3 separate regions of the Homo sapiens genome follow, and all the other regions are linked to region 1. A link is a loop called in an ENCODE intact Hi-C map of the cell type or tissue named here. Cell type or tissue: ascending aorta. All regions are shown on one strand. Links, peaks and the distances in the headings refer to the core of each region. The heading gives the core; the rest is flanking DNA. Region 1 has its middle 79 kb from the start of ABHD5. Region 2 overlaps LOC107986081 (a long non-coding RNA gene). Region 3 overlaps LOC107986081 (a long non-coding RNA gene).

Region 1 (10,599 bases), core at 1,481-9,480:
AGTTATTATCCCCACTTTACAGTGAGGTTCTGGGCTTTTTGATGCTCCACAGTTAGAAAATAATGAGGCAGAGCTAAAAACCCCTTTAAATTTTCCCAATACATGGAGTGTCCTGTTATTGGGACAACTGGTCAACCACTGCTACTGAGGCAGGAATTCTACCCTACACAGAGCACATGTGGAGCTCACTTGGAGACAGCTCAAGCCTCGTCTTCCTGAGGACAAGACCTATCCCCCTAACCAAAACATACCCCCCACCACCCTGACACACACCAGCCCCTGGGCTTGCAAACTCATGCTTCAAGACTAAAGTCCTCAGGAGCCCTTCTCTGACCCCTTCCAAAGGCCAGTAATTCTTGCTATAAACCTATGCCAGCCAAGAGGACCCCAACACGTACCCAGAGCTATAAAGCCTGCCTTCTAGCCACAGGGCACTGAAGGCAGCTTTCTGAATATGCTGAAGAGGAAGCTGGAGAAAGAAGTTTTTTCAAACAGTTCTTCACCTCCTCCACTGACTGTGCTTTCCTGGCCCACTTGGCATTCCCCTGCCTGCAGAGGGAACAGCTCCTAGTTACGGCACTCAACTGGAAATGATGGTGAGTGCAGCGGACCTGGCTCTTCCACAGAGCCCCCTTTCAGGGGAGAGCATGGATGGCAGAGCAGGGCATGGGCTCACCTGCTGGATTGTTGCCCTCAGGCTGCCAGGCAGCATCCTCCACGTGGGCCCTCTGAGAAGAACACTCTAGGGGTGATGTGCCTTTCTCTTTTTTTACTTTTTTTTTTTTTTTTTTTTGAGATGGAGTCTCGCTGTCTCCCAGGCTGGAGTTCAGCGGCTCGATCTCGGCTCACTGCAGGCTCCGCCCCCGGCGTTCACGCCATTCTCCTGCCTCAGCCTCCCGAGTAGCTGGGACTAGAGGTGCCCGCCACCTCGCCCGGCTAATTTTTTGTATTTTTAGTAGAGACGGGGTTTCACCGTGTTAGCCAGAATTGTCTCGATCTCCTGACTTCGTGATCCGCCCTCCTCGGCCTCCCAAAGTGCTGGGATTACAGGCGTGAGCCACCGCGCCCGGCCGGTGATGTGCCTTTCTATAGGAACTGGCAACCCAGGGACTCTCCCACTATGGCTCCCCCACCAGAGCCCCTGCCTGAAGGATGCCGTTGCCCACCCTGGGGTAGACAGTGACCTAGAGGGAGGCCACACACTGGAGGATCTTCCTTAGCAGAGGTCAGCTATGCCACACACCACTCTGAGACTCAGTTTCTTCATCTTCAAAATGAAATAAAATCATTGGATCCACTTAGCCTTCCTTGGGTCTTGGAGGTGGAGAATCACTTCCCCAAATTCATCTCCAAAAGTGATTAGATGAACTGACCCCAGGCGAGAGGAAGGAGATTTAAACCAATGCCCATAAATGGCCATAATCCTCATGGAAAAAGTGGATCATTTCAATACAAATGGGAAGGGCCATGATGGTGATCAGGCTCAGATGCTATGGAGGCAGACGAAGTCCCACAGTCCCCTGGGGAGGTGGTCCAGGGGCAGAACACCACCCACTCTGCTCTCCACCTCTGTAGGTGCCAGGATGAGCTTGCACTAACTCTGTGGCCAAGAGGGCGAGGCATATAAATGGGGCACAAGAAATGGAAGAGGTGAGAACTGTTGCCACTAGAGATGGCACACCCCCTCCATGACGACATGGGGACTCAGGCCCGGTGTCACCAGAGTGGCTTTCAAGAGAAGCAGGAAGTCTGGGCTTATATGTGAAAGTTCCCAGTTTTTAAAGGTGGGCAACTAGTTCCAGTAAAATAACAAAATCACCCAGCCAACTTTACATGAACCAAACGAAATTCATTCTCTCCATGTGCCTGTGATTGAGGGAAAGTGGGCTTCCTGGGTTCTCAGGGATCCAGGGAGGGAGGGACAATTCCACAGCCTCAATGTCACGAGGAGAGAATGCCTGGGCTGGGGAAGCCAGCGTGTGACGGATGTGGCCTTTGGGGAGTGGAATGCAGGGGAGAATAAGTCAGCAGGTGGGTCAGACAGCTCTGAAGCCTTGCTAGAAAGTTCTAGCCTGAAACAAAAAGCTGCCAGAGGCTCCCTCCTCCTCACACCTCCTCCTTGCCACCAGGGCTGGTCTCTGCAGGCCGGCAGCTACAGCAGGATGACTTGCAGGTTTTGCTGGCAGAGCAAGCTCCCGCCTGGCTGGGGCAGAGAGCAATTCCTCTGGCCACTGCCTGTCATGCCATAGCTGCTGGACCTCTCAAGTGACTGCCTGGGGTCTGGAGTCTGGAGTCTGGAGTCTAACTATGAGTGGGACTGGGGGGTCAGGCCCAATTCAGCTTGACTGGTCCAGCTCTCCCAGTCCTTAGCGTTCATCTTCCCTCCCCTGCCAGATGAATCTCCTTTCCAGGCTCTGCTTCCCCAGCGATTCCCAGACAGAGACAGTCCATCTCAGTCACTGGATATTGGCTAATTGATTGGGTTTTTCTGCTCCTGTTCCAGAGTCAATTGAGAAAGTCCTCAGACACCACTTTGAAGGGGAAAGATGACTCAGGTGGGATAATTTCTAATTGCCCTAAATTCTGCTCTCATGGAATTGGAAGGGACTTTGTAACACACCCCCAGCCCCTGCTTTCACACAGGGACCCCATTAAAGCATCCAGAGAGGCAGGAATCTACCAGGTTTCCCAAACCTTGGAAGAAAGGTCCCCTCCCAGTCACCTCCCCCTAGGGAGAAAAGTAGAGCATCCTAAGGGGAGAGGTCTCCGCCCCTGACCACGACCACAATTGTGAGACCTTCCTCTCTCCCTTCGCTTAACTGACAGAAATGTTTTCCTCTTTTTGAAATGTGGGAACAAGAAAGCCATTTCACTGCTAAAAAACAGACTTGGAAGCCGAGGATCAGGCCACCCTTAAGAAGGCTTTGTTGAGTCTCCAAAATATTCCACAAAGTGTTGATGTAAACAATGCACTACTAATTAAATGTTACAAAAAAAAATTCAAGTACACTGTTCCTTCCTCAAGTCTTTCTGAATCTGCAAACTTTAGACTTTAACCATGAAGTTCATCTTGCAAGTTTTAAACAAATTTTACTTAAGTTTAATCAAATTTTACTTAAGACACTTCAGTAGAACTCTCATTCCCCAAATAAAGAGTTTTAATACAGAAGAGCGGATGGCTTAAAGCACCTGATTTCCCTCTCATATAACCACTTGTGGTAATGAACTTAATAAGATAAAGGCATTGCCATTTTCCATTAAATTATATTGCTCTCAAAAGAAATCAAAATCAAAACTTTAAATATTTTAAAAATCCATTTCAAATCATGGACATTAAGAGATGTAATCTGGAATACTGCCTCCATTGCTTGACACATAAACAGACTTCAGAATATCACATCATTAAACCTAAGTTTTCTTTTAGTAAAATGAAGTTAAATAATAGTCTTTATGAATATCCAGAGACCTGTGCACTTATAATATGCACACCTGTTTGTATATTATACTTTAATATTAATCTATCTCTCTGTCTCTGTCTCTTTCTCTCTCTGTCACTCTCACTCTTTCATAATCCTTGTTCATACTCATCTCCCGGGAATACTGTGAGAATCAGAGGGGCTGATGTACTTGGCAACGATCTGTAGACCACCAAGCACTAGAAGAGGAAGAGGACACCCATCATCACAGAGCAGGTGGCCTCACACACCCACACCTATCAGAACTGGGACTGGCAAGAGGCAGTGGGACGGCATTTAGAGAAGAGGCTGGAAGAAGGCAGATTCCACCCCGCACCAGCTGTGCTGCTTAGGCAATTCTTTGACTCCTCTGTCCCAAGTGTATCTGCCTGTAAAGTGGGCACAATAACCATTGCTTCACAGGATAAACGCCAACAGGGTGGGCTAACTATGCAAATACATGACAGATGCCTCCTACAGCTGCCCACACTTCTTCTCCCCACCTACCTGCTGGCTTTAGTCCTTCCTTGTGCTCTCAGTGGCTGCTGCTGTCTGACCAGCCCCCTGCTGCCCCCCTGCCTGCTCCTGTGTGAGGGCACTTTGGGGCCAGATGCCATGCAAGATGACACGGAGGAGGCAAGGCAAAGCTGGCCCTCAAGGGTCCACCCTGGGGTCCTGATTCCAGGCCTTCTCAGGTTCCACTCTCCCCTCCTCTGTACACAGACCACTCTCCTGCTCTCTTCGTTAAGGTGTTTAACCTTCCAAAGCCTCAATATACTTGTGTGTAATAAAAAGAAAAGAAATAACAGGTTCAAGAAACCAGACAGCAGCGTGAGGATAGAGGTGACAGCCTTCACTGTTGGAAGCATCTTTTCTTGGCTCTGAGCGGTAAAGCAATGCACCCAGGGTCACAAAGACAGAGGTGGCAGCCAGGATTTTAGCCCAAGTGGCCTGACGCCAAAGTCTTGTCTCCCTCTCAATGCAGCTGTGTAGTGGGGCTAGACCCCAGTCTTCTCCATCTTCTCCCCTGATGTCCAATCTAAGCACAAGCAAGGGGCTTGCTGTGGAACCACAGCTTCAGACAAGCCCCAGCCACACCCACCTCCACTGAACGGCCACCTCTTCCTGCCACTTTGATGCAGAGATAGGAGCTGTGCCAACGCAGAGCTGCCCACAGTGGAGAGGGAGTGGAGGGTGGAGCTGATGCTCGTCTCTCAGGACTGCTTTCCCAGTGCCAATATCTAGGTCACCCTCCTGATCCCCAGTGTGATGACTCACCACTCGCCTCTGTCACAGCCTGATAAAGAACTCGAGCCATTAAGAAATGGAACAAATTACTAAATGGGAGGCACAAGAGAAACCCAGGATTAAATTAGTTCATTATTCATAAATCATAAATGACTCTTCCTCTCACTGATGCTTGTCTCTGTCTACCTACTGGCCTTGCAAGAGCAACAGACTTCTATAGGCAGGAGGTCAGAGACACAGGAGGCCCAGGCTGAGGGCCCCAGGGTTGGCAGCCACCTTTAGGCAAAACGGCTGGGCTGGCCTCGGCCCGTTGCCTCTGAGCTGCTCTCTGGACTGCAGGGTCTTGGAACTGAGTCGCCGGGTTTGTAGGGCGAACACTGCAGTGCCTGCTCCATGGCCTGCTGTGCCATGGAAAGGTTCTGATACCTGAGGTGTCTAGTATGGTTGAGACACAGTTGTTGTGTGGGCCGGGTTGCCTCTGTGAAGTATGTCACCTCTGTGCACCGGATCATCTCTGTGGAGTGTGTCCCTGAGGGCCATATCACCTTTGTGAAGCATACCACCTCTGTGGAGCATGTCACCTCTGTGGGCCAGGTCACCTCTGTGGAGTGTGTCACCTCTGTGGCCTGTGTCACCTCTGTGGAGTGTGTCACCTCTGTGGTCTGTGTCACCTCTGTGGCTTGTGTCACCTCTGTGGGCCATGTCACCTTTGTGGGCCAGGTCACCTCTGTGGAGTATGTCACCTCTGTGGAGCATGTGACCCCTGTGGGTCATGTCACCTCTTTGTGGGCCATGTCCCCTTTGTGGGCTGTGTCACCCATTGGGGAGTGTCACCTCCTCAGAGCATATGACATTTCAGGGCATATGTCATTCCTGGAATGTGCCTCCTCTCTGACGGGCGTGTCTCATGACCGAGAGTTCCTTGATGCTTTTCTGTCCTGGCTGGAAAAAGGAGCAGCCTGGGCCCCTCCCGGGGCCTGCCGTGCTTGGAATGGAGCCAGGACGGAGAGGGACCAGCCAACCCAGTGCCAAGGACGCCAGGGCATCTGTTCCCCAGCCCGGAAGGAGATCCCGCCCCGCTCTCAGTCAGGCCCCGCCCTGCAGGTCTGCAAGCCTCCTCCAAGGAAGGCGGAAGGAGCCGGGGCCGTGTCTCAGGGAGCCCGAGAGGCGGAGCCCGGGAGGAGGCCTGAGTGGGCTGGGGAGGGAACGAACCCTACCAGGATACTGGAAAGGGACACGAGAGAGAGGAGCCGCCCCCTGCTGGTCACAGCTGGGAAAGGCGCTGCAATCAAACTCAGTCCCAGGGCACGGTGCCAAGGGAGGCGGAGGAACTGCAGTGGTTCCCGATGGACATCTTGTTGCTCTTAGTGTCACCCCAGCGCATGCATGATTCCTAAGCTATGGGTCAGGGAGTCCCAAACAAACAGCAGTGTTATTCTGGAACTACTTGGATGAGGGTATTTTCCTAACTAGAGCTTACTGGGATTGTGCAAGTGGCAGGGACTACTCTCTAGGTCACCCGACGTAAGGGGCCAGTTGTATTTGAAGGGTGAGCCAAGACTAGAACAGAGGTGAAGGGAGGTGAAAAGGTGACCAAACAGCTGGGTGCTGCAAAGTGCCTGACAGCAGGAGGTGGACACAGGTTCTTATGTAACAGCAGTAAGTGCCATATGCTAACAGCCTGCCATGTGCCAGCTGTACCCAGGGTCTCTGAACCTAGCAGTGTCCCTATGCACATCTCACAGGTGAGGAAAATGAGATCTAGTAAGTGACAAGTGTCTAAGCCAGGATTTTAATCCAGGTCTGAAGAACTTCAGAATCCATGTTTTATTCATGTCACTTCTGAATTTGGGCCCATTAGCAGGGCCAATGTGCTGGCATCTTAGCAGCAGCTAAAGCAGGCATCTGCAGCCCCCTCTTGGTCTTGCCACACAGTCCTGGCTACACTGACATTCTAATTGGGAGGAAGGTCAGATTTCTCCATTCTCCATATCCAAATTCATCTTGTCCACTTTGATTCTTGGATTTGATCACTTCCCACCCCACCTCTTACTTAACTGTTCCCTGGGCAAAATTCCAGCCTTAGCCAGAAGGGCACTGTTCCTACTAAAGTCAGAAGTCAGAACTTCCTCCCTTCAGCCTCTCCAAGCTCCTTCACAGCCGGCTCCTAGACTCAGCCTGCTGCTGACATGCACAGACAGTGCCCTGGCCCGTCACTGAAGCTCCCTGGGATCCCACAACCCATCTGACTCGACACTGATTTTTACAGCTTTGCAAATAGTTGCCTTAGTTCCCTTCCCCTGAATGCATTATAAAGTTAAAGGGAGAAAAAGAAGTCTTTAAAAAATCCCCCAGCTATCTTAATTAACATGCAGAATGCTTTTCTGGCAGTGCACAGGCTGTGATAAAACGGGAAGCTTCTTAACACAACATATATTTAATCTGTGGCATTCGCTTCCACATGAAATTCAATCAGATATTTTAAGGGAGTTAACAAGGGCTCTCAGATCGAACTGTGAATAAATGCAGGTGTGATAAATACACTCAAGCTACTGAGATGTTTTATCAAATGATAAAGGTGTTGAGTGGGGTGGGGTTGAAGGACAAACCTTAATTCTAATTCTGTACGTTGTCAAAGAGGGTAGGAGAATTTATTAGACAATGCCAGGGCGATCTAATGACCCATTGCCTCTGAAAAATCAATTAAACTTGCTCATTTGTTCTGTTTTTCCAGGAATCTTTAATTCAAGTCTGCCGTATGCCAGGCACGAGGGAGGCAGTGACCAACCAATAACGCAGTTCCAGTCTCTGCCCTCAGCCCCAGCTCTGCCTGATGAAACTCACAATCTAATAGGGAAAGGTGGATAATAAACAAGTAAACAAATGCAAATGATAATTTCCAATTGGGTTAAGTAACAGAGTAAATGAGAGGGTGTTCAGGTAAGACATCTGCAAGGAGTTGATACTTGGAGTGAGACCTGAAGGATGAGGAAGGGCCCGCCATGCACCAGGGAAGAGCCTGTTGATGTTTCTGAGACCACAAAGCCCTGGGCATGTTGGGGGACCAGAAAAGAGCTGGGACTTGGTGAGCAGGCAAGCACTATAGAACAGCATTTGGTCGCATAGGTAAGCCTAACCACATATCCTTTCTTTTTTCAAATTAAAGGTTTCATCTGCTACAAATCTGTGGAGAAAGGATGGTTTGGCTGCTGGTGTGAGGAGAATAGTTCACTACAGGGAGAAGAATAAAGCCACATCTTCCATCACATACAAATGCAAACACCTAACAGATCCAAGACCTCGCTATGTGAAAGCCAACAGAAATAAAGAGTTAATAGGAAGGAAGGAGGGGAATATCTTTGTGTTGTTGGGATGAGAAGGGTGTCTTAACATAATTCAAAAACATAACCCTCGGATGAAAACTGGGCAAATCTGACTATATCAAAATTAAGAATTTTTTTAAAAGAATGCTTTAGACAAAGAAAACAGATAGGTGAAGACTTGGAGCAGATTTTGCGTTGTCTAAAGCCAAAAGATAATATCTATAATAAGAGCTGGCAAACTACAGCCCACAGGGCCAAATCCAATTGGTCACCTGTGTTTGTAACTAAAAATAAATAAATAAAGTTTTATTGGAATACATCCATGCCCATTCATTTATACATTTATGTCTATAGCTGCTTTTGTGCTACATCAGCAGAGACAATATGACCTTCATAGCTTAGAATATTTAATATCTAGCCCTTTACAAAAAACAAAACCAACCAAAAAAAAAAAAAAAAAAAAAAAAAACCTGTGTCAACTCCTGATCTAGACTACAAGGGAAATGGGTAGGAAACTCACTAGAAAAATTGGCAAAGGCTATGAATAGCCAATTTGCTGGACAGGAAATGAGCTGGCTAACTAATACCTGATGAAATGACTAATCTTGCCAGAATTTAGAAGAGTGCAAATTGAAGCAATATTGAGATTCTTTTAATGCCTATCAGGTCTTTAAACATTGGAAAAGTAAGTGTGAGGAATACTTAGAGAACTAGTAAAGCATTACTTGTAAAGATGACTTCTGGTTGTGTATGGGAGGGTGCCTATGGAGGAGACTGGTGTGTGAGTCAATGGACTGAGTGAGGAAGATCTGCCCTCATGTGGTCAGCACCATCCAATCTGCTGGGGGCTGGAATAGAACAAAAAAAGAGGGTATAGGATTTCTCCTTTCTCTCCTAGAGCTGGGGATTCTCTGCTCCTTCTGCCCTTAGATATCATAATTCCAGACTCTATGGCCTTGGGACTCCAGGACTTACACTGGTGGTCCCTCAGGTTCTCGGGCCTTTAGCCTTGGGACTCCAGGATTTATACCAGCGGCCCCTCACGTTCTTGGGCCTTTGGCTTTGGACTGAGAATCACACCTTGGTTTTGAGGCCTTTAGACTTGGACTGAGCAACACTACTGGCTTCCCTGGTTCTCCAGCTTACAGATGGTCCAACATGGGACTTCTCAGCCTCCGTGATCACATGAGCCAGTTCTCCTAATAAATCCTCTTTCCTATATCTGTATGTATATCCTATTAGCTCTGTCTCTCTGGAGACCCTAAAACAATAAGTAATACCAAGTGCTGGTGAATATGAGAAAAAATAGGGATCCTGAAGCTATCAGTTAGAGTGGAAATGTGTCTAGCCATTCTGAAGAGCATCTTGGCAGCATTTGGTTGAGCAGCATGAAATTGCCAATATTGACCCTGAGAAGGATTCCCTGGGAAGGCCTCCTGTGCCCTGCTCCCCACCCTAGTCCACTGGACAACAAAGTCAGGCATGGGCATTGTTGACTGTGCACCCTGCATGGTGCTCACCTCCTCCTTCATTTCCAGGAGGATGCTATTGTTCCCTTTCCCTTTCACAAAGATCCCATGTATTGGGAAGGGAAGCAGATCCCACACCAGCTCCAGGGCTGGGCCAGATTGGGTCAGAAATGGGCACGTGGCCAAATTTAGGCCCCAGAGATTGAAGGCAAAATTTGTCAGCAGCTTTTTGGGAAGTTTTCTTTACTCTGCCAGAAGAGCTTCCAGAATCAGTTCTGTCTGTCTTCTCTTGAACATGAGCTGTAAGATGCAATGACTTTGGCACTCTGGGCCGCACATCTGCTTGGACAGAAGACGATGCCAATACCTGGAAGAGAGTAAAGCAAAAAGAACTGTCGAGGGGGGAGGCAGAGCTCAGATACAGACTAGGTTAGCCCTGACTCTTACTCAATCCCTGGGTTACAGCTGAGTGGTTCAGAAATGATTTAAGCTGGCTCATGTTACATTTTCTCACTTGCAGGGAAGGCACTCTGCCTGATAGAAACCCTTTGAGAGCTGTGGGGATTCAAGTGTTGAAGGAATCTGTGCCTCACCTCCAAGAGAAGGTTGGAAGGCAGCAAACTTCTCAGAGAACAACCTCCCTCCCACCCCTGTACCCCTTCCCCCACACACATACATGCTGGCCTGGCTCAGGGTGCATCTATGCAGTGAGGACTCACAGCCTAGAGTTCCCTGCATCCCCTGCCCCATGGGGTGGGACAGTGCCTAAGCTCCCTAAAGTGAAGATTAAGATGGAGATGCTTGTGGAAGTCATTTATCCAGGAGGTGCTTTAGGAGAACTACCCCAAAAGTGAGGGAAGCAAGGAAGGTCAGCACAAGGAGCCAGGCCAGGATGCGGTCCCAGCTGGAATCTGGCTGCAGCCTGATCCCACGTGGAGGTCAGGAGCACGAATTGCACCATTGAATGGCTCCCACCTGAAGGCAAGGGGTCTGGCCTTTTGTAGGTTCTCATCAGTCCATCATTAGCTTTATGCTGCCCTAAGGGAAAGACCTAAATGCCCCCTTCCAGATGCAGCACCACCCATTGGCCAAGGACAATTCTTG
Region 2 (10,599 bases), core at 1,307-9,306, 86 kb before region 1:
ATGCTGAGGTCAGACTGAGATAGCCTGGTGACCTTTTCTTCTCCTCAGTCCACTGGACACCATGAAGCAATTCCACTGCAGCTCTTCCCGAACACTTCCATCTACTTGGTCCAGCCCATTAATGATGGCACAGTGAAAGAACTTATGGAGACACTCCCTGACTTTGTGGTATTTGGCTTAATTTCTGGGTAGGAATGGAAGACTTTAGAAGGGTTAACACCCTCGTGATTGGTGGAAGCTTGAGGTAGTTTCTAAAAGAGAGTCAGCTTGGAAACAAAGGGCATGTATCTGCCAGACAATTCTCCAGTGAACAGCAGGAAGCAAGACGGACCTACAAGTCGGGTGACTTGTTTCTTCTTACCCCCCTCCCCTTCCTCCAGGTCATTGGGAAAGGAAATGAAAGGCCACTAGCATGGTATTGAGGGGCATATGCTTTTGTCCCTCCCGATATTAATATCTGCCCTCCCCCATGATATCCTAATGAATGCCTCCACATCAGGAAGAATATTACAACCAATACACCATGACAGTTGAGAGTATCTAAAACTAGATGTGCAAATTCCATTGATTTTTATTTCCTATTTTGAAAAACTTTTGCAAAGGAAGAGAGAAAGCCCACAGTCTGCAAAGGGAGCAGAGGATGGTGGACACATAAGGATGGGGGACTTCTCAGGTCTCCAGCATTGCCGCAAGGAAACTGCACAGCCTCAGAGGGGAAGGACTGTGGGGTGCCATTATAGCCCCCAAGGTCCAGTCTATAAGGTCCTGAGGCCCCACCACCAGGTCAGTTTCCAGTGGCCTCAGCAGGCTTGTTTGCTAGGCATCACAGAGTGAGCTGATGATAGAAGGCTCCTCAAAGAATGCTGTGTTCTCACCAGACACCAGGACCATGGCATGCCTTCGGGGAGAAGGGAATAGAATTCTCCTTCAACTCCGTAAGAGCTCAGAGTCCAGTTTCATTTATTTCTTATAGAATAAATAATATGTTTCTTCCATATCTGTGGTGGCTAATTTAAAACCACCGTACACTGACTGTACCCTACATGCCCTAGGCCTTGTGCTCATGCAGGAAGACAGCAGCGAGTGATGGGTTCAGAACCCTGGCTATGGAATCTGACTGCCCGGGCTCCATTTCCCGAGATTCCACTTAGTAGCTGGGTGCCCTTGGTTCACTCATGCTAGGTAACCCAGCAGTTTTGAAACTGGAGAGCAGAAAACTCTTCCAAGGGGTACACTGGCATGGATAGTGTGGCAGACTATAAAAATGGCCCTAAGTTGGCACCACTCCCTGGAGTCTATGTTCCTACCCATTGAATCTGGACAGGCCTGTGACTTTCTTGGGCCAGTAGAATGTGGCAGAAGTGAACTAATGCCAGTTCTGAGCTGAGGGCCCAGCGAACCAGTGCACAGAAGAGTGGTTGGAGTACTTCCTCCCTTCTCCCTCCCTGCCCTGGGCTGCCGCCTGGACAGTGACTTCCTCTCCACCAAGCTGCAGCTCCCACTGGACCCTGATGATGCTGTTTCTTCTCTGGCCCATTAGCCCTGAGTGTGGTGTCTTATGCAGGGTTCTCCAGGAGAGACCGAGAGATGAGGATTTGTGTGAATATGCCTTATTAGCAAGTGTTCCCTGGAAAATCCAGGAGGCGCGTGGAAAAGCAGGTCAGGTGAGGGTGTGAGGGCATGGAGGGCTGGTGTGGAGGCCACACATTAGCATGTCCCCATCAGAGACAAGGGACTCTTTCATCAGTCCTCAATCAAATGTTGCTCAGGGGACACTTCTAGCTATTGGTATGCACTGGCAACACGGGGCTCCAAGGGCAGCCCCCTGGTAAAGAGACCAAGTGCTGGCTGCAGGGCAGAACTCACTGCAATCTCCACACTTAAGGACACCCCCACCTCCAGCTTTTGTTTCTGAGTTTTAGCATTCGCCAAGGTAGGCAGTAAGGAAGCATGGGTTTCATATCTCCAGAATAGTGCAGCCTTGCACAAAAAGCAGAAGAAATGGTTATCTTGGAGCAGTTACTCCTTTCTGCCCTGGAAATCTCTCAGGAAAGGAAATATAAAGTACTCTGTTACCTTCTTTAAGGGAGGAGGGAGGAAAAAATTAATACCTCTGAGTTATTCTGCCACAAATGTGTGTTGAATGGAACTGACCTATTCGAGCATGGGCCCTGGGTTCAAATTCTGACTCTTCCATGTTCTAGCTGTGTGATCTTGAGCTGGTTGTTTAACCTCTCTGGGGTCTCTAAAACAGAGAACAAAATGTCATTTGTAAAATGGGGATAACAGTAATAATAATAACCACTTCAGAGTGGTTGTATTAAGTGAGTTAATCTATGCAGAGAGCTTAAAATGATGTTCTGCATGGAATAAGCAATAAGCACTGTGCAGGTTTTAGCTGTGGCTATTATTAATCATTAAAACAGCTTTTACGATTTGAATTTGCATGTTGTAAAGTTTTCTTCTTCTTTAAAATTGCTTTGGATGAGCAGACAATACTTCCTACCTTAAGCAAATCAGAGTTTATACCCTTTGCCCCGACTTGGTGAGGGCAAGATGTTACACGGATGGAATCTGGGGTGGGTCTTTTAAGGTGACGTCTGCATAGGGCTGAGGGTTAGAAGGTGAGTCCAAGTACACAGCAAGACCCGTGCTTTCTTGCTGCTTACCTCTGTGAGACTGAAACTTAAAGACAGAGGTGGAGGAGGGGTGCTTTCTAATCGTGGGCGCCTAGGCGCGTGTGGCTGCCCCTCCCTTCTCAGCCTGTGGGTTGTGCCCACTAAGCACATTCGCTTTCCTCCTATTAAAGCGAAATGCTGCAGGGCTGAGGGGTTCTCTGCAGAGAAGCAGTGAATCAAGAGGTTAGCAGTGTTTATTGATTTAGTAATTCGCACGCACTTTTCCGGATAGATTATCTTCCCGGAGACTCTGACAGCAGCAGCCAGCCGATAATGCAATGCGGGGCTATAGGGCTTGGGGCTGCGGAGGCAGCAGGGGGGCGAGTGGGGGAGGAGAGGAGCAGAGAGGCCAGAGGAGGATGACTGAGCCTGGATAAGAAGAGGAAGGAGTATGGTCTGCATCCTCCAGGATACAACAATGAACATTTCTTCAAGGTGCCCCCAGAATCCCTGTAGAGATGAAGGCTTAGTCCCCAAGCTGTCCTGCTGGGAGTGCTGCCTGGAGCTGCCCTGAGACACTAGCCCTCCTGGAGACACCAAGGCCACACCGCTCCTCAGGAACAGTGGCATCCAATGACTAATCAACACCGGGACACACAAGTCCTGCAGACCCCCCAAGTTAGAACATTATGCAAGCCCACCCAGCTTCAGAAACCCCCCAGCCCCGGAAACCTCCTCCCTCTACCTAGCCCTGCTTCCTTCTCCTCCTCTCCACAGGTATGGATCACAAGAGCATGCCTGCCCTAGTAAAAGTTCTGTAGGCTCTGTCTGCTCCTCCTCTGTCTGCTCCTCCTGACTCATGGCCCCTGTCTGAGTGGAGCTTCAAAGCAAAGCCACCAGTACTGTACAGCTTTTTTTACTTTTGTTGCTACAGAGTGGTTTTTATACAAAGTGGTATTGTGAGATTAGGGAGATCTGTCCCAGTGGACTCTCTTCCTCTTCCACCTTATTTCTTCCTCTGGGCCTGCCTCACAGCCCCAGGACTTCTGTGGTTCAAGCTTCCTCCCATTAGGAAAGAAAGCTCTGGACCAGCTGCTTGGTCCAGGACCCGCTTGGATGTTACAGCTCCTGGTGAAGCTGGGCCAGAAGAGGACTGGCCAAGTGTGCAGTGTTGAACCAAAGGAAATATCTGCAGGGTGAGTTTCAGATACCAGGAGCAGGCAGCAGGAGGTGGGAGAGTTCATTGGCCCCAGATCATTTATATGTTCTAGCTTTTCCTTCCTCTACACCTTTGCTCATTATCCTACTCCAGTCACGAACTCATCCAAGGATAGACATGTCAGACAGTATGCTGGTATCAAGAACTCGAGGAAGACTCAGTGACAGATGGCCCTGCCCCAGACTACCTGCCTCTCCATCTTAGGGGAGATGCGTGTCTGTCTATCCATCCATCCATCCATCCATCCATTCATCCATCCATTCATCTATTCATCCATCCATTCATTACTATCCATCTATTCATTCATCCATTATTTACTTAATAATTACCTATCAAACACCTACTAGGTGCCATTAGTTTAGATAGATAAATGATAGATAGATAGATAGTCACTGCTGAGTTTTTTATCTTTCTTTCCCACTGACACCCCACTGAGGGTAGGAAAAGTGTCTATCCCTCTGGGAACTGTTCCTCTGGCCCAGTGAGTGGTACTGGCAGTCACTACTATCAATGTGGTGCGAGGAGAGATGGTTGTGGGGAGAGGGTTATCCTAGAAGTCCCATGGACGCAGCAGCATCTAAACTTGACCTTGAAGGAAGCATGGGCTTGGGGTTGGTCACAGGGGATCGCCTGGACTATCTGTCCTGCCAAACCCTAGGATAGGAGGCAGGCAGGAGAGTGTCTGTGTTGAGGGTTGTGGGGGAGACGAGTCCAGCCAGGACGCCCTTAGAGAAAGCATCCCTTCCTCTCTCCATTTACCATCTGGAGTGATGGGCACACTCATTCAGTTGCCCCCTCACTTGCTCAGACACAGGCTGCAGTGTGAAGGGCTTCCTGGCTACTAAGCCTCTTTAGCCAAGTATCCCCTGCCCTCTGAGCTCAGAGCTCCCAAATTCGTGCTGTGCTTTCAAGAGCCTGATTCACCATCCCTGCAGGTGCTTCTGGCAGTCCCTGGAAGGCGTCTCAGTTGTGGCTCACACACAGCCCAGCTGGCCATCGAAACCCGTAGGTCTACAGTACGGTCCTCTTCTCGCACTCAGTCCTGCATCCTCTGTGCCCCCAGGTTCTGCCAGCCGCCATCACTTCCTGCTGTCTTCCATCCCTGCCTCTGCTCCAAGCTCTTATTTCTCAATCAGTTAGGAACCTGGCAGGAGTCAGAAACTTCTAGTTATTTGAGGAGAGACAATTTAATGCAAAGAATTGTTAGCTGTGGAATTGAAAAGATTTAAAAGAGTACTTGAAGTTAGAACAAAGGCAGCAGCTGTAGGCAGCAGCCACCATCTCTGGGGCTGGAGACAACAAAGGAAGAGGTTAGGATTGTTAAAAGATTTGGAAGTTTTGAGGAGGGACCTGGAAGATAACTGGGGGTGAGGCTGGAGAGGCAGTCAGCTGGTGTTCACATTTCCCAGCTCATGAGACCCAGAGCTCTGAGGAGGGGATGCTGGGCAGCTTGTACGATGTCTCTGGCCAGGGAGTGGTTGATACATCTCATTCTGCAAAATGGAAAGTGGAAAAACTGCAATGTGGATTCACCAGCTGCTTTTGGAAGGAGCTGCTGCTGCCAGGGAGAAGAAGCCTTGCTGGGTGCTGCTCACAGAAGCAAAAAGCAGGCAGGGTGGAGCCGGTCCCTGCTTCCTCCTCCAGCTTCCATTTTCTCTAGCACCCCCTAATGGCAGAGCCTGTCAGGGAGCCACTGGCAAAGGAGAGCCCTGGTTTGCAGAGTCCTGCCCAGCATGGCAGAACCCAGAGAAGAAGGGCTGAGTTACAGCCCAGAGATATAGCTTAATACCAGCACTCCAGATGCTGAGGTGGCACCCCAGAGCCCCAGGGCGACAAAGCCAGAGAGACCTATGATAGTAGGGAGGATGATCTCTCTTATTTTACCCAAAGAGCTGCTGTGGAGCTCTTTCATCTTTCAGTGCTACAAGTAGGACACAGAAATGGGTCCTTGAGGGTGGGTTTGAGGACAGATGCAGATGAGTGACACCAGGAGGAATGCAGAAATCTGTCCTCCCTTCTAGGGATGGAAGTTGTGTAACAGGGACAAGCTTGTAACAAAACTGAAACACCCTCTAGAGAGAAATCATCCTTAGAGGTAAATCGACTTCTAGAGGCACATTTGACCAATTTGCCTAGCTTTTTGGAACCCCAGCAGTGGACAGAGCTGAGAGTCAAGGTGGGCCCATACAGCCACAATGGTGCTGTGAGGCAGGCAGTCAAGGGCTGTCCTTCCATTTCTAGAGCTAAGGAAACTGAGGTCCAATGGAATCAGCTTGTCAGATAAGAGGGTGGTGTTAGCTAAAGTCCTGAGCTGTTAGCGTGTTGGTTACTTGATTAGCTGATCCTGGCAAAGGAAGATGAAGATCCTGCTGGGCTCCCCATCAATTAATGGGGCTAGGAGCTCAGGCCAGCCTACACGCATCAGACTCCATGGTAGTGCTGGCTCTCCATCAGCACAGCCCCAGGTCGGGAACCTGAGGGCATGGACAGGCGCATCCCGTAATGGGCTGCTAATTGCTCTGATTGCAACTCCAGGGCAGTGTTTCTGGAACGGCAGAACTCTGACAGAGGAGGAAATACCAGCAGAACATTTTTGATGAATAATTCAGTGAGCTGAAATGGGAAATGAGAAAGTTTTCTTTCCACTAAAGTTGAATTTGAAAAAAAGAAAAAGAAAAGAGAAAATAATAATAGCAGCAAAGCTGAGCATTCTGGTCTCCTCACAGGAAAACTTCTTTGCATAACCATGAAGGACTGCTCTCTATGATCCACTCACCCCATCCACAGGACAGAAGCAGCGGGAGGAGCATACTCAGGTCACCTGGAACCGATGGTAAATTTGATTTCATCCCTTCCACCTTCCCTTTCAAGCATTTATTCTATAAATATTAATTGGGCAACAACCCAAAGCCAAGCACTGTGCTGGGTGTTAGAGATTCTGTAGTGAAGAAAATAGATATTGTTCTTGTTCTCATGGAATGTGTGTGTGGGCAGGGGCGGGTATTCAGACATTAGATTGAAAGTAACACTAGCCAATGATCTACAATTTGATACTGTATCAGTCAGGATTCAACCAGAAAGGGAGAAACTGAATATGTAGAGCAGAGGGAATTGAATGCAGGGAATGTGTTACTTATCTGGGTAATGAAAGTGCCAAGAAAGTCTGGGATAGTGGAGGAACCCAGAGGTTCACGGCAGGAAGTCCTTCAACAAAGGGACAAAGAGAAGAGGTGATGTTATCAGAGTGCAGGTCCCGGTACCATCTGAGGAGAACCGGAACCAAGACAGGAGCTGCCCAAGGGAGACTGAGACCATAGAAAAGGGGGTGCCTGGTGTGAGTGGAAGACACAAGGGGATCTTCAGCCTTTGGGCAGGTAAAATCAAAACTACAAGAGAAGGAAGAAAAACTTCACCTTCTCTCTTCCTCCTGCCTTTTTTATGTCCATCAGTACTTCCCAAAGGTTTAGCCACTGCAGAAGTCAGAAAGCAAGGTAGTCTGGGAAAGCAAGTCTGATCACAGGGGTCACTCCCCAGAGATATAGAGCTGGCCAGGGAAAGGGTGAGGCCATAGATCTGAGGGCAAACAGGCCAGGAAGAACCAGCATTCATTATCTGAAGGAAAAGAATAGTCCTTGGGGGGAGAATGAAAGGAACAGTATTATTAAATTGGGTGATCCTGGGAGGCCTCTTTGAGGCAGTTAAGCTGAAACATAAAAAATTACAAAGAGCTATCCAAGTAAGAAAGGGAGGGGAAGATGGGAGAGGAAGAGCTTCCCAAACATGTGCAAAAGCCCTGAGGCAAGTGAGGGGTGAAAGGGAGAGTGAGGAGAATTGAGGGTGGAGATATGGTTAGGCCCAGGTGACATTAAGGAGTTGTTTAGAGTTTCAGAGAAAGAAAAATTTACACCTGATTGCCTTCAATAGAAAAGAGTTTTTGAAAAGGTTTTCTTTTGTCTTTTAGAGACAGGGTCTCACTCTGTCCCCCAGACTGGGGTGCAGTGGCACGATCATAGCTCACTGCATCCTCAAACTCCTGGACTCAAGCAGTTCTCCACCTCACCCTCCTGAGTATCTGGGACCGCAGGCATGTACCGCCACACCCAGCTAGGTTTTGAAAAGTTTTTTTAAAAATTCACATAGTGTCTGTTTACTCTTACAAAGCAAAAAGGAAAAACCTTCCAAATGTTCCAAGAATATGTAAGCAAATTTCCTTTTGAATGGTGTGATGCTGTATTTACAGTAGTTCCCTCAGAACAGACAAAGATATTCCCTCACAGAATCTGTGAAGAAATACTTAATACAGTAGATTGATTCTTCTGGAGCAGTTTTTGTTTTTGTTTTCCAGATCCGCTAAGTGACCATCTATGGAAATGAGTAACAATTCTTGACTCCATTTCGCGTCTGCCAGTGACATGGCTGGCTTCTATTCCCTACCCTCACCTCCTATGAGACCCCATCAGGCTGATTTAAATGGCTGTGAAAGTGTGACTTGTTTTAAGTGCATCTAAAACCACACTTGTATGCACAGTTAATCTTATTTTATGCTACTTGTGAATACATTTTAATCTCTCTTACATTTTAATCAGATGAAATTTTTAGGAAGAGATTGTTCCATAAAATGCAAACTTCCATGGTGCTTAGTACAATGTCGTGAAAACACAAATGCATGAATATTTTATGAGTAATAATTCAGCAAAGAAATGTTTAATATTTTATTCAAAAATATTTGAACTGTATAAGTAGAATTATGCTAAGTGATATGGATATTAAAAGATTATTAGGTGATTTTATTTCTAGCCATGATGGAGTAACTGGGACTAGACTTATCTTCTCACTGTTAACTAAAAAAACAAACCAAATATATAAGGCAAGAGTTTTCAGACACTGGGCAACACCGAAAAAGATAGAACAAAATGAGCTTGTTACCACCCTGACTTTCTGTCTGGAGGCACTTTCTGCGGGAAAGGTGATCTCAAGTAGAGCATAGCTCTTTCGGAGTTGAAGAAATGAAATTGCAGTTCAGAAATGCTGAAGGGGCTAGAATTTGCAAGGCAGAGTACTGGAGAGGAAGAAGCTGCTTAAAGAAATAGCTCCAGAAAATTGCACAAGATCCCCTGAATCTGTTACTGAACACTAAATCATATAAGCATAGAGTGAAGATCCACAGAGCTGAGAAAAGAGCAACCAGGGAGCTGTAAGCTGAACAGTTTGCAGAGCTCACATGTGGCTGACAGACGACCAAATTCTGACTAGCTAGAGTAAAAGAGCTCTCAGACTCTCAGGCCTTCAGTGGAGACCTCAGGTGAATCACATCTTAGCAATGGGCTAAACAAACTTAGAATTCAAGCTATTCATGACCCACCCTAAGAAAGTTTAAAAGATTAAAAACAAACCTCAGAAGGATCAAGCTGATCTGCCAATAACTGCATGCCATAAAAAGTTCAACACCCCTTAAAGGTACACAAGAAAATCCAGCGCTCAATGAAAAATTCACAATATACATCATCCAGTCAAAACTTATTAGATATATGAAGAAACATAGCAATGTAGCCCAAAACCAGGAGAAAATTCAGACAGTGGAAACAGGCATGAGGAGATAGAGATTGCGGGATTAGCAGACAAGATCTTTAATAGGATTTTCAAGGATTCAAAAGAAGGCAGAAACACAATAAGGATTGAAATGAAAGATACAAAAAAACAAATAAAACTTCTAGAGATAAACAATAAAATATCTGAAATAAAAAATTCACTGGAAGAGATTAGTGGCAGATTAGACTGAAGAAAAAATGTTTACTGACCTTGAAGACGCAGTGATATAAAATATTCAAAATGAAGCACAGGAGGAGAAAGAGCCAAAATAAACAAATAAAGAATAAAATTGCAACTTATGGGACAATATCAAGCAATCTGACATATGTATACAGTAATCCCAGAAGGAGATTGCATAGACAGAAGAAAATTGAAGATACAGCCAAAATTTTCCATATTTAATGAAAATTGTAAACCCATAGGTCCAAGAAATTGAATGAATGCCAAGCAGGATAAACACAAATAAAACCACACCAAGACACATTACAATCAAGTTTTTAAAAACCCATGATTGAAAGAAAATCTTAAAACAACCAGAGTAGAAAAATACATTATGTCAAGAGGAACAAAGCTATGAACTTCACAGACTTCTATTTCGAAGCTATGCAAACCAAAAGAAAACAGAGTAATATGGTTAAAATACTGAAAAGGAAAAAAACTCCATCAACCTTGACTTCTATACCCCATGCCCCAATCTTTCAAAAATGAAAGCAAAATTAAGCATTTTTCCTTAGAGAACAAAGAAGTTAATTTGTCACCAGCAAACTTGCATTACAAAAGTATGTTGGGGTAGCTCTTAAGGCAGAAATAAATGATATGAGAAGGAAACTCATATCATCCCTCTACCCAAAGGAATAAAGAATGTTAGAAATAGTAAATACATGGATAAATATGAGTAGTTTTTTTTCTCATTTTTGTTGACTGTATAGAGTAAAACACTAATAATATATTGTGTGGTTTATAGCAAAGGTGTAAACAAGATGTGTGACAATAATATCACAAAAGATATATGGGGAAAATGGAGGTATGCTGTGGTAAGGTTCTTCCATACTATGCACAGAGTGATTTAATAGGATTTCAATATACACTGGAATAAGTTAAAAGTATATTTTGTGAACTCAAAGTTTTTAAAAACACAAAAACCAATAGGTATAACTAATAAGCCAATAGTGA
Region 3 (10,599 bases), core at 1,373-9,372, 130 kb before region 1:
AAAGGCCCTACCTCCTAATACCATCATGTTGGGTGTTAGGATTTCAACACATGAATTTAAGGAAGGCACAAACATTCAGTCTATAACACCTTCCCACCTTTGCTACCTTAATATCCTCTGCTCTCTGGCCTTCCCTTCACCCCCTCATTCTTCCTGATGCCAGAACACAAACATATCATCTTCTCTAAATCCTTGGTGATTGTTAGTTCACTTGTGATCTTGGGGCAGATGGCAAACCTTGTTTTTCCCTGGCTGAGCAGTTCATTGAATCTAAGGGGTGATGATGGAAGGGTCTCTCCTAAGGGTATGCTGGCAAATGAAATCTGGTCTGAGTTTACATTCTTCTAATTATGTCACTTTCTGTAGCAGAAACTAACTAGCTGGTCATCAAAACTATCCTCTTTTCCCTGGGAATACCACAGGACCACATTCCCCCAGGTTCCCTTGCAGTTCTCCATGTCCATGTGACAACTACAGCCAACAGAATATGAGTGGAAGTGTTTGTGCCACTTTCAGAGTTCAAGATGGAAGGAGCAGGAGCATGGATCCCCAGTCACCATGTGGAGGGAAGCTGCCCACCCAGTAGGAATACCTAGTCTGGACTTTACTTGGCAGAGAAATGACCTCAAAAAAAAAAAAAAAAAAAAAAGAAAGGAATTTCTGTGGTTTAAAAGCTGTCTGATCTACGGCACTTCGTTAAAGCAGTCTGAGCTGAAATAATACAGAAGGATAAGAGGTAAAATTGCTCTGAAATTTTAAAACATAATTTTTATTATGAAAAATTTTAAGCATAAAGTAGAAAAAAATAGTTTAATGTAAACATTTAATTTTAAAAGGTAAAAATCACATTTCATTATGGAAAATCATTAAAAGAAATAAAAGGAAAATATTTGTAATTCAACCACCTTATTAAAGCCAGGTATTGCTTTGGTGTATTTCCATCTAGTCCTTTTTTTTTTTTTTTTGAGGGGAGGGGCATAAGTTTTTATATAGAGTTGTAAAGAAGAGAAATGGTTATAATCAGAGACTTGGTGGTATGTCCTTATGGGAAGGGGGAGAGGAGAGGGGATGGATTCTTCTGCATGGTTTTACACAGAATCCCTTGCTCTGTGTTCCTCACTTTGGGGGCTAACACACATTTCTGATTCTGTAGCAGGTAGGGAAGCAGGAGGTGGGAGAGGAGTGTGGAGAAACATAATTTAGATCAGTTATACATTCAGTTTGTTAGCAGCTTTGGCAAAAAGGTTCCTGGGAAGAGCAAGTGGAAATGCCTTACCAAAATGAAGTTTAAAAGGTATCTCTAGGCCGGGCATGGTGGCTCAACCCTGTAATCCCAGCACTTTGGGAGGCCGAGGCAGGTGGATCACCTGAGGTCAGGAGTTCAAGACCAGCCTGGCCAACATGGTGAAACCCCGTTTCTACTAAAAACACAAAAATTAGCAGGGCGTGGTGGCGCTCGCCTGCAATCCCAGCTACTCAGGAGGCTGAGGCAGGAGAATCATTTGAACCCGGGAGACAGAGGTTGCAGTAAGCCAAGATTGTGCCACTGCACTCTAGCCTGGGCAACAAGGAGCGAAACTCTGTCTTAAATAAATAAATAAATAAATAAATAAAGGTATCTCTAACACATTCACGCTTGGTATTGAACCCCTGTGCTAATTAAGACTGTAGCGGCAATAGGGAAGGCCAACAAATCAGTGGTTTCCAGAGATTGGGAGTTTATTTCTCACCTTCTGTGCCCTTCAAGTGGGGAAGATGCTAGTCTCCTAGAGGTAACCAGGACTGCACCTCGGCTGCCCGCAGTGGTCACCTGCTCACCAGTGCACTCTGATGCCTGCTTCCCTCTCCTACCTCATTTCCTATAGTGCCCATGAGAATGTGCCTAGCAGTCCTGCCTCCAATTAGAGGGAGTATTGGTAACCAAGGGCCTGGCAATTGCTGCACTAGGAAGCCGAAGGACATGCTTCCCAAGGGCTGCTCCCTGTCAGTGACTGAGCACAGCAGGGACACTCGAATGCAGGTTGTTCTAGGAGATGTGGGGCTCCTCTAACACTGGCTTTGGCTCCAGGGTTCCATGATGGCTTCGCTGACCCTTCCATAGACAGCCTGGCAGTCTAAGACATTCTTTCCCCACCTCTTTCACTCAGGGTCAGACTTGGCTGGAGGTATGAGAGATCTCTGAGCCTCATGTGGCTCCCTCCCCATTCTCCCTCACGTTGATAGTTACCCTAATAAAATCCTTTCATGTGTAATCCCACCTTGGCAACTACTTCTCAGAAGACTCACACTAACACATTTCCCCCACTCTCCTACTAATACTTCCTGGAATCACCTCCCAGACAAACAACTTGTACTCAAGTTTTTGTGTTAGTATCTCTTTCTGGGGAAGCCAGCCTAAAATAAAGGACACTCCAGGGACACTGCACACACCCCTTGCACGAATTACCTTGCAGCAGAATAGGGTTAGGTGGCCACACTGAACAAGGGAGGCTGGGGCATGTAGTCTCCTTCTATGATGGACCATGCACGGCAGAATGGCTATCAGGAAGCCTGGTGGCAGCTGTGGCTATTCCTCCTCCCTCTAGCCTTCAAGGTCAACTTTCTGGAGCAGAATGTGTGGAGTCCTTTGTTAAATCTGTGCTGATGTAAACTGATGGAAACTAACCCAAATCTAACTTCATATTATACTGATGTGCTCCAAGGAAAAGTGAAAAGTGAGTGAAGTTATGGTCTAAACCTAGCCCATCTCTTGAGCCATGTTCCCATTTTTTCCTTTTTAGACCCTCTCCAGAACGTCAGCTGCCCAGAGCCCCAGCTTCCCAAAGCCCCTATTCCAGTGCCTCACCCAAGATATTGATTCATCAGCCTGACTTTCTTCCTCTTGCCTTAAATTGTACCTGTTCCATTACCCAAGATTCTGTACATCACTAATGTGATGAGTTAATTTAACATAAAGACAATAACGTTGGCTAAGGCTTGACTGTGGCAGCAGCCAGATGAGCACATTTGGCCTCTAACCAGAACCTGGAATGCCTTACCCAGAGGATGGAATGGTAGTTTGCCTGTTGACTGTCATTGAGTCCTGGATAATCACATGCAAATGTTATCCATCTTAGGCTTTTTTTTTTTTTTTTTTTTTTTTTTTTTTACGATGCAGATAACAGAAGTCAAGGATCAGGCATGAATAAGCTACCCCACTAGTAAGGATCTTGAAACCCAGTAGCTGAGACTCCATAAGTTCTGTGAACTCAGTTTTCCTCTGGGTCATGTTCCTTAGGATATTTTTTTTCTGTCGTATTCAGGAAAGAAGCCTAGACTCCTTTGATTCAACACTAAACTGTTCACAGTAGTTATCCCTAGAATGAAATTGTAGCCGGGGAGACTGTGAAAGGGCTATTGCTTTTAATACTGTAAAAGGGCTACTACCTTTTAATGTTTCTATAGGGCTTGAATTTTTCATATCAAGCATGTACTCTTTTGGTAACTTTTGAAAATAATGTAATTTAGCTGCTATGATAAACCATTTGCCTTGCCCTGTGGCATGGACAAGAAACCTGTCCTATGCATTCCTGAGAAGATCTCTTCATTTTTGGTAAACAATGAAAAAATCCGGTCCTTAATGTCTCTTCTTTTTTCAGAATGCATTTGGATCCTTTCTGCTATTAGCTTTCTTAAACGTGATATGAATTGTCCTGCATCCCTGGTTTCTCTCTGTCCCATGAGTCAGCTGTTCAAATGTATTTTAAAACATTAATTTTTAAGTGAAATTAGAATACAGACCACACTTATTTATCCACAGTGCCTGGGTCTAGTGCCTGGTATAAAATCAACACTTTAAAATGTTTTGAAAAATGGCTGAGAACTCATATTAGTCAAGGGACTCCTAATGACCACGGAGTTGTTTCCATATGGCAGCCACTGCAGGTCTTCGGGGGTGGGAGGTGAGCCTTGAGTTCTTTAAAAGTCTTTCCCTGGGATGTCGACCCAGATACCAAATGCAGTTGGGAAGGGAAAGTGGTAGTCTGGCCAATGGTGTAAAATTAGGTGTAATATATGAGAATACAACTGCTTGTGTCCTACTTACCTAGTCATTGGGCAAGGCAGGTTAGGTCTGAAGGGGAAATTACTGGCCAGAATCTCAGCATTTTACTGCAAGCTTGAGAAACTGAAAACAAAGCAAAACAAAACATAATCAGTTTTTCCTTGTTGTGCTTGTTTTGACAATAATTTGTTTTGACAAACTGACACTCTTAAAGATGGCTTTTCTGATATTTTGTAAGGCCACTGCACTATCTGCCATTTAACATTTTAGAGTAACTTCCAAGTTTCACACCTCTTGAGCGCCTAGCCACTTTTTGCTAGCATTGCTTCATGTTGTGAGAGAAGAGACCACCTAATGTCCTGACGTGCAGTGGTGACAGTAGACACATTTAAGTCCAACCTTAGCCCTTCCAGTTCTGGTCCTGTGACCTTAAGTCTCTGAGCCTCAGTTTTCTAATCTGTCAAATGGTATTAATGATGCTAGCTGTCTCTAGAGCTGTTTTAGGGATTACAGGAGGTAATCTTTTTTTTTAAGCACAGGGGCTGGTGCATAGTAAAGACTCAATAAATGATAACCATTGTTATCATCATCAACATTAAAAGCTTATCAAAGAGGGCCAGAAGGACTTGGGATATGGATCCAGGAAATCTACCACTTTCAGGCCAAGTAATAATCATATTAATAAAACCAGTAGAGTTCTGCTGGGTCATTCTTCTGGGACCTCATGTTCTGTTCTTTGCAGTATTGGGAAGTGGGCAAGGAAGAGGGGCGTGGAGAATGGAGGTGAGGAAGGGGGCTGGGAAGGCAGAGGGAAAATGAGGGCTGCTGATGGTTGGTGGTTCAGAGGCAGCAAAGCCAGCAGTGAGGAAATGGGAATTACCAGGCACTGAGGAGCCCTAGTGCCAGCTCTTTGCTGACATAATTAATGAGGCTGTTGTGCCAAAAACGAGGCATGTTGTTAATATACAGACCTGTTGGGAGCACAAGGGAAATGCAAATAAAAATTTTGCCAAAAGAGGAGTGGGGTCAAATCAGCTCCAGAGGGCGACCACGTTGTCTATAAAACTCTAGTATATGGGAGGCCAGGAGACAGTATGAAGAAAAAGAGAGGAATTGATTTCAAACAGGATCAGTAGCTACTAAATAGTAGACTTTTAATATTCGTGTTTGCTGATTTTTCCTTTTGTGTCTATTTCTTTCAAAGTCTGTTCAGTTGGTGAAATTCACTTGATAATGAAGACTACTTAGGTTGGTGCAGAAGTAATTTAATTTTTTAAAAAAAGGCAAAAACTGCAATTACTTTTGCACCAACCAAATAAAATTTCAATGGAGTTTTAGCATTCAGGACTTTAATATACATTCCATAAGATACACAAGAAAAAAACCTGAAAGATTATTTTTATTTTTACTTTAAAGAGCTCTGGGCTGCTGAGAGGAAGCAGTCTTGAACCTATATAAAATTGTGATTTTTGTGCCTGTTTCCATCATAAAAACCAAAAATGATTATTGGTTTCTTATGTGTGTTCTCAATGGCGAATTCAATTTTTTTTCCCAAAGAGCCTTGTTGAATCATCCGAGTGAGACGTGGACCAAGGTGAAGGCGCCTGCGGGTGGCTTTCCTGTCCAGGGGTAGGCAGGAAATAGAGTCCCGGGCTGCCACTGCTGTCCCCTATGGGTGTGGCTGGGGACTGGCTGGGAAGAAAGCCAGCATCATTTGATGCAGTTGCTCTGGAAGGTCGCTGAGCACGGGCCCTGGCACCCACCTTCCCAAACACAAGCCCGGCCCTCGGCCCAGCGGAGAGTCTCGTACAGGGGACAGGGATGGCGATGCTGGTCCCACGGGAGCCAGGCCGGTGTCCCCAGGGGATGAGGGGTGGGGGGCAATACAAGGAGGTTACTTTGGTCTGTTGCTCCCGCTTTGTTAACCCATCCCTATGTCCTATCCCCTTCTTCCCTGGCTTTGCCCAAGCCGGGTAACGAGAAAGCGCTAGGAACCAAGTGGCTGTTGGACGTGGCCGACTGCGGAAAGGCCTGCTTTATTTCGTCGCAGTTCATTTATTTTCCTTTTCGTTCTGCCGGCTGCCACGTGTTTGGTAAGTTAGAGCACGAAACACTTTAAGATGGGCCTGTGGGGCCGGAGCAGAGCCGCAGAGCTGTGCAGGCGCGCGTGTGCACGTGCGCGCCTGTATGCCGCGTGGGCGTGCGCGCGTGCACGTGGGCCGTGTGCGCGCGCACATTGTTTCTGTCTCCAGCGGTTGGGAGCGCGCTGGCGTTGCCTGTGGGCTTGGGGCCCCTGCGCCGGGGCGGAGCGGGCAGCGAGGCTGGCGGGAGATGCTGGGCTGCTCTGGAGAGCGCGCAACCGGCGTGCTCACCCTGTTAAGGCTCCGCTCTTCGCTGTGCCCAGATCCACACAGGTAGCCTTCAACCGCCGCCCAGGGAAGTCAGTGCTCTTATTAGCTTCAATTTCCGGACGAGGAAGTGAGGCACAGAGAGGTTAAGGAGCCCAGCTATTAGGAGCCTTTGAACTCAGACAGTCTGGCTCCAGAATCTGCATCTTAACTCCATTACGCGTTATTTTTTAAACGCAGGCCCGCCCCCCCCCGCCCCCCTGGACTCCGGTTTGAAACGCATTGAATAATGAATCCTTTTCGCCTCCCTCCCTCTGAAATAACAGTTCAGTTCATCGAAAACCCAGAGGTAGCCTACCGTGTGACTCAGCGGCACGGAAAACATCAGAGTCATTGACTTTGGCGTGGCAAAGTGGGATCTCACACATGGTACTTTATCAAATAAAGGGCACTGGCATGTTAAACTGATTCGTAGCATCTTTTAAATGTGACAAAACATAAGCTTTGATCACACTTCTGATTTTTTTTCCCTGACTTTAAGTGATGCATTATAGTAGGAAAATACAGGAAAGGACAAAGAAGAAACTAAAAGTTCCCCATAATCTCAGCTCTCCACCCCATAATACTATACGTTGTTGAAAATCTAGTGATTTTTTTCTAAGCATATACTATCACAAAATTGATTAAAAGAAATTTAAAACAGTATCATAATGTACATGGTGTTTTATAATTTTTATATTTAATAATGCATCACGAACATTTCCCCATATCAAATATTCTACTACAAATGTTTTTAATGACTACACCGTATTTCATTATACAAATTTGCCATGACTTAACTTGTCACTAGCCTTATTTTTTGACTTTTCAGTTGCTCCCCAACTTTTGCTATTATAAATGATGGACACCAGAATGCAGCAATTTTTTATACACACTATTTCCTTGGGACAAATGGGATTGCCAGGTCAAAGATCATCACACTTTTAAAGGGGTCAAACTATTATCTAGAAGGGTGGGCTCAGTACACTCACCTCCAAGTAGAATAAGTGTGCCCGTTTTCTTTCTCAATTCTGGGTGTTATTGCTCCAGGCAATCTTTCTTAATAAACAAAATACAGCCTTCAAAAAAAATACCTCAGTTATTTCATTAGACTGTGCCAAGTTTCAAGAGAAAGACTTTATATGATTGCAGATACTTGAAACATTTGGGAAATTCAGTTTATTCAGATGCTCCCAGGACTGCACAAGACTCAGCAAAGGACGTGGTAAAATAAGGGCACTTTGGAAAAAGGAACTAGGAAAGAATTCTCAAGCCATTTTTTTTTTTCAGGGCAGAGAGATAGATGATGTCTCTAAAATAAAAAAGGAGGTATTAATTGCCTCTTTGGCTGGGTCTTTGACTCCGTGGCAACTTTCCCATTGTCAGGTCTGAAAACGTTGATGGTGCTGCTTGCCGCAGAGCTACTGCAGAAATATTCAAGGCAGCAAACCTGGGCAATTAGGGTTTCTGTTAATTTTCTTCCCCTTTCATTCTACCAGCTTCCCCTCCCCCTATGTCAGCTAGTTGGAGTGACAAATATTTAAAGTCAGCCTGTCACGCATGAGCAGCGCAGCTGTGTGAATGACTGATTTTCTTGACGTTCTAAACAGCTTTGTGTGTGCATGTGGAGACCTGCAGACCCCAAACCTGCCACCGTCTGCCCCACAAGACAACATTGGTTTGATATTTGAGGCAACAGTGGGGGGTCTAGGCAGGTGGCATTTTATGACCAGGAAATGAACGGACATATAATCTGCAGATGTTTTAGGAATAGGCATGTTTGTCACAATGACCTCTAGGTAAATTTCTGCAGTGACAAAGAGGAGACTTTTCAGGTGTGGTTTAAATTCCTTTCCTTGCACAGCGTGCTCTAAAATCACTTTTGCCTAAGGGACTGGAGACCATGATGTCCTTAGTGAATCTGAAAGATGCACTTGGACCCGACTGGCCTTTTTTCTCCCCACTCAGCGTTGCAGCAAGAGTAACAGATGTCTATTTAGGGAAGGCATGTTCTCTTTTTCTATGCAAACCGTGTTGCTAAAAATTCTCTTTTAGATGAATTATTAAACCCAATTTATGAAATAAGGACAATACAGATTTCCTCTGGAACTATTCTTTCTCTCTGATATGTGATACCCGTGTCTGCTGGTGGAGAAAAGCAAAGAGAATTTGAGAAGCCAGGCGGGGATGGGAGAAAAGTGAGATAAATAAATACAGGTTATTTTATAGCCCTAGAAATTCCCTGAATGTTTGGACCCCTTGGGGTCCATCTAGAATTCTTTAGCCATCATATAGAAACACACAAAAACGTAATTATTTTTGTAAACCTAGATTTCTTCTCATGGTCTAATGAAGTAGGAATATTTAACTTATCACAGTTCCTTTAAGAAACAGTACTGCTTTTGTTTGAGAACAGGCATTGATCTGTGTTTGGAACATCAAGGTGGTGCTTCTAAGGGAGAGAGTAGGTTATTCTTTTTTTATTCAAGGGGAGGTATTTTGTGTTGCTCTTGAAGGGGACTCAGCAGGAAAAAGTGGCTGGAAGAGCTGAGTGGACATAAAGCCACAGAGAGGTGCAGTGGCCCCTGGATGTCCTGAGGCTGGGGATGCCTGGGGCTCTCAGCTGGTTGTTTGGGTTATAAACTTAACGTGAGGTGGAAACCAGCATCACCTCTCTTATGAAATCTTCAGTAACATCTACTTTTTAAAAGCATAAAGCCTTTGCTAATGAATATTCTCCTTACATTTTTTAGATGAACTCTGTTATAGAATTTATATCCCTTTTTGCAATACATGAATTTTTATAGTAATTATGAAAAAAAAAATTTAACCGTTAACTTGAAATTCACACCTCAATGCCAACCTTAGATGCTGCCTCCGAGGAAATAACTTCCTGCCCGTTTTATCTGCAGTGCGGTCGTGGACCTGCAGCATCACCTGGGAGCTGGATAGACCTAGTGACTTAGTCTGTTCAGGCTGTTATAACAAAATACCTTACACTAGGTAATTTATAAACAACAGAAACTTATTGCTGACGGTCCTGGAGGCCGGAAAGTCCAAGATCAAGGTGCTGGCAAATTCAGTGTCTCGTTCAGTGAGGGCCCATTCCTCATGGACGGTACCTTCTTGCTGTGTCCTCACGTGGTGGAAGAGGCAAAGGGCTCCCTCAAGCCTCTTTTATAAGGGCACTAATCCCATTCATGAGGGCCCTATCCTCTTGACCAAATCACCTCCTGAAGGCCCCACCTCTCAATACCATAACATTGGAGACTAAGTTCCAATATGTGACTTTTGGGAGGACATCAACATTCAGACCATAGTACCTAGTGAATCAGAATCTGCATTGCAACAAGATTCTCAGATAATTCAGGTGCGTATTACAGTTTGCAAACTGCTGGTCTGCAGTCCCGGTTCTAAACTTGGCTGCACATTGGAATCACTTGGGAAGCTTTACAAAATATAGATTCCAAAGTCCCATTCCTAAGGATTCTAATTTAATTGATTTGGGGAGGCAGGGCTCCCAAACATCTGGATTGTGAAAGGCTCCCCAGGTGATTCTAATATGTGGTATATTTGAAAACCCCTGATTTCAGAACGCTTTCTTCTTCAGGTCATGTCTAAGCTCAGACACCTTGTGAGGTGCCTGGCCTGGCCACAAAGTCTGTGCTGCTTGGGAATCAAAGCTCGCCTACAATAGTAGTGCTCTGCGTTCTCAAAAACTTCTGTGTAACAAATTTTCACCATGAGACTCAATAGAGGATTTAAGCCAATAGCAGACAATCAGAGGAGCTTCCAGGATCACTCTTCTCTAGCACCTTGACCCCCATCTTCTGGTTTTGCAACCCCATGAGACTGCCTAACATGGTGGTCAGGGAAAGGGTGGTCAAGCTCCCTGGGTTCAAACCACGGCAGTGTGCCCTAACATAGATTACCTACCACTTTCAAACTCCATTTCCTCCTCTCTACTTGGGGTTAATAATAGTACCTACATCCTAGGGTTGTGAGAACAGGTCCAACAGAATGCAGGGAACCTACTTACCAGGACTTGTATTCAAGTAATAAGAATATATGCACCATGAGGACTAACAGAAGGAATAAAACCTAATTAACACTCAACTTTCTCCGCTGTCGGAAGCCTGCAGATGGGAATGGCAACAAGAAACAAGTCCA

Evidence for each region. Peaks named below come from ENCODE experiments on the same cell type or tissue, not always from the same donor. Only the 100,000 strongest peaks of a DNase experiment are listed, where the experiment ranks them.
Region 2: it touches region 1 in a loop (2.9-fold over the local background); 5 of 110 quality-filtered maps call a loop at or near these places.
Region 3: it touches region 1 in a loop (4-fold over the local background); 2 of 110 quality-filtered maps call a loop at or near these places.

The regions. Positions count from the first base shown.
Region 1 is chr3:43,764,981-43,775,579 of GRCh38, reverse strand. No RefSeq gene overlaps it. Among named protein-coding and RNA genes, the nearest start is that of ABHD5, 79 kb to the right of the region's middle. RefSeq lists enhancers at 1,723-2,249, 4,616-5,115 and a silencer at 5,874-6,053. In ascending aorta, for the core only: a CTCF peak has its summit at 5,954 (motif pointing left); DNase peaks (open chromatin) are centred at 2,149, 4,689, 5,929, 6,799 and 1 weaker place; H3K4me3 peaks cover 1,083 bases; H3K27ac peaks cover 5,252 bases.
Region 2 is chr3:43,850,768-43,861,366 of GRCh38, reverse strand. It overlaps LOC107986081 (a long non-coding RNA gene), which reads left to right. Exons shown (of 3, transcript XR_001740673.1): 2 at 6,564-6,670. Among named protein-coding and RNA genes, the nearest start is that of ABHD5, 170 kb to the right of the region's middle. RefSeq lists enhancers at 4,317-4,816, 4,817-5,318, 6,144-6,645. In ascending aorta, for the core only: a CTCF peak has its summit at 5,520 (motif pointing left); DNase peaks (open chromatin) are centred at 4,826 and 5,486; H3K27ac peaks cover 623 bases.
Region 3 is chr3:43,890,091-43,900,689 of GRCh38, reverse strand. All of the region lies in intron 1 of LOC107986081 (a long non-coding RNA gene), which reads left to right. Among named protein-coding and RNA genes, the nearest start is that of ABHD5, 200 kb to the right of the region's middle. In ascending aorta, for the core only: no CTCF peak of the experiment used is centred there; DNase peaks (open chromatin) are centred at 5,845, 6,299 and 6,754; H3K4me3 peaks cover 1,404 bases; H3K27ac peaks cover 1,305 bases.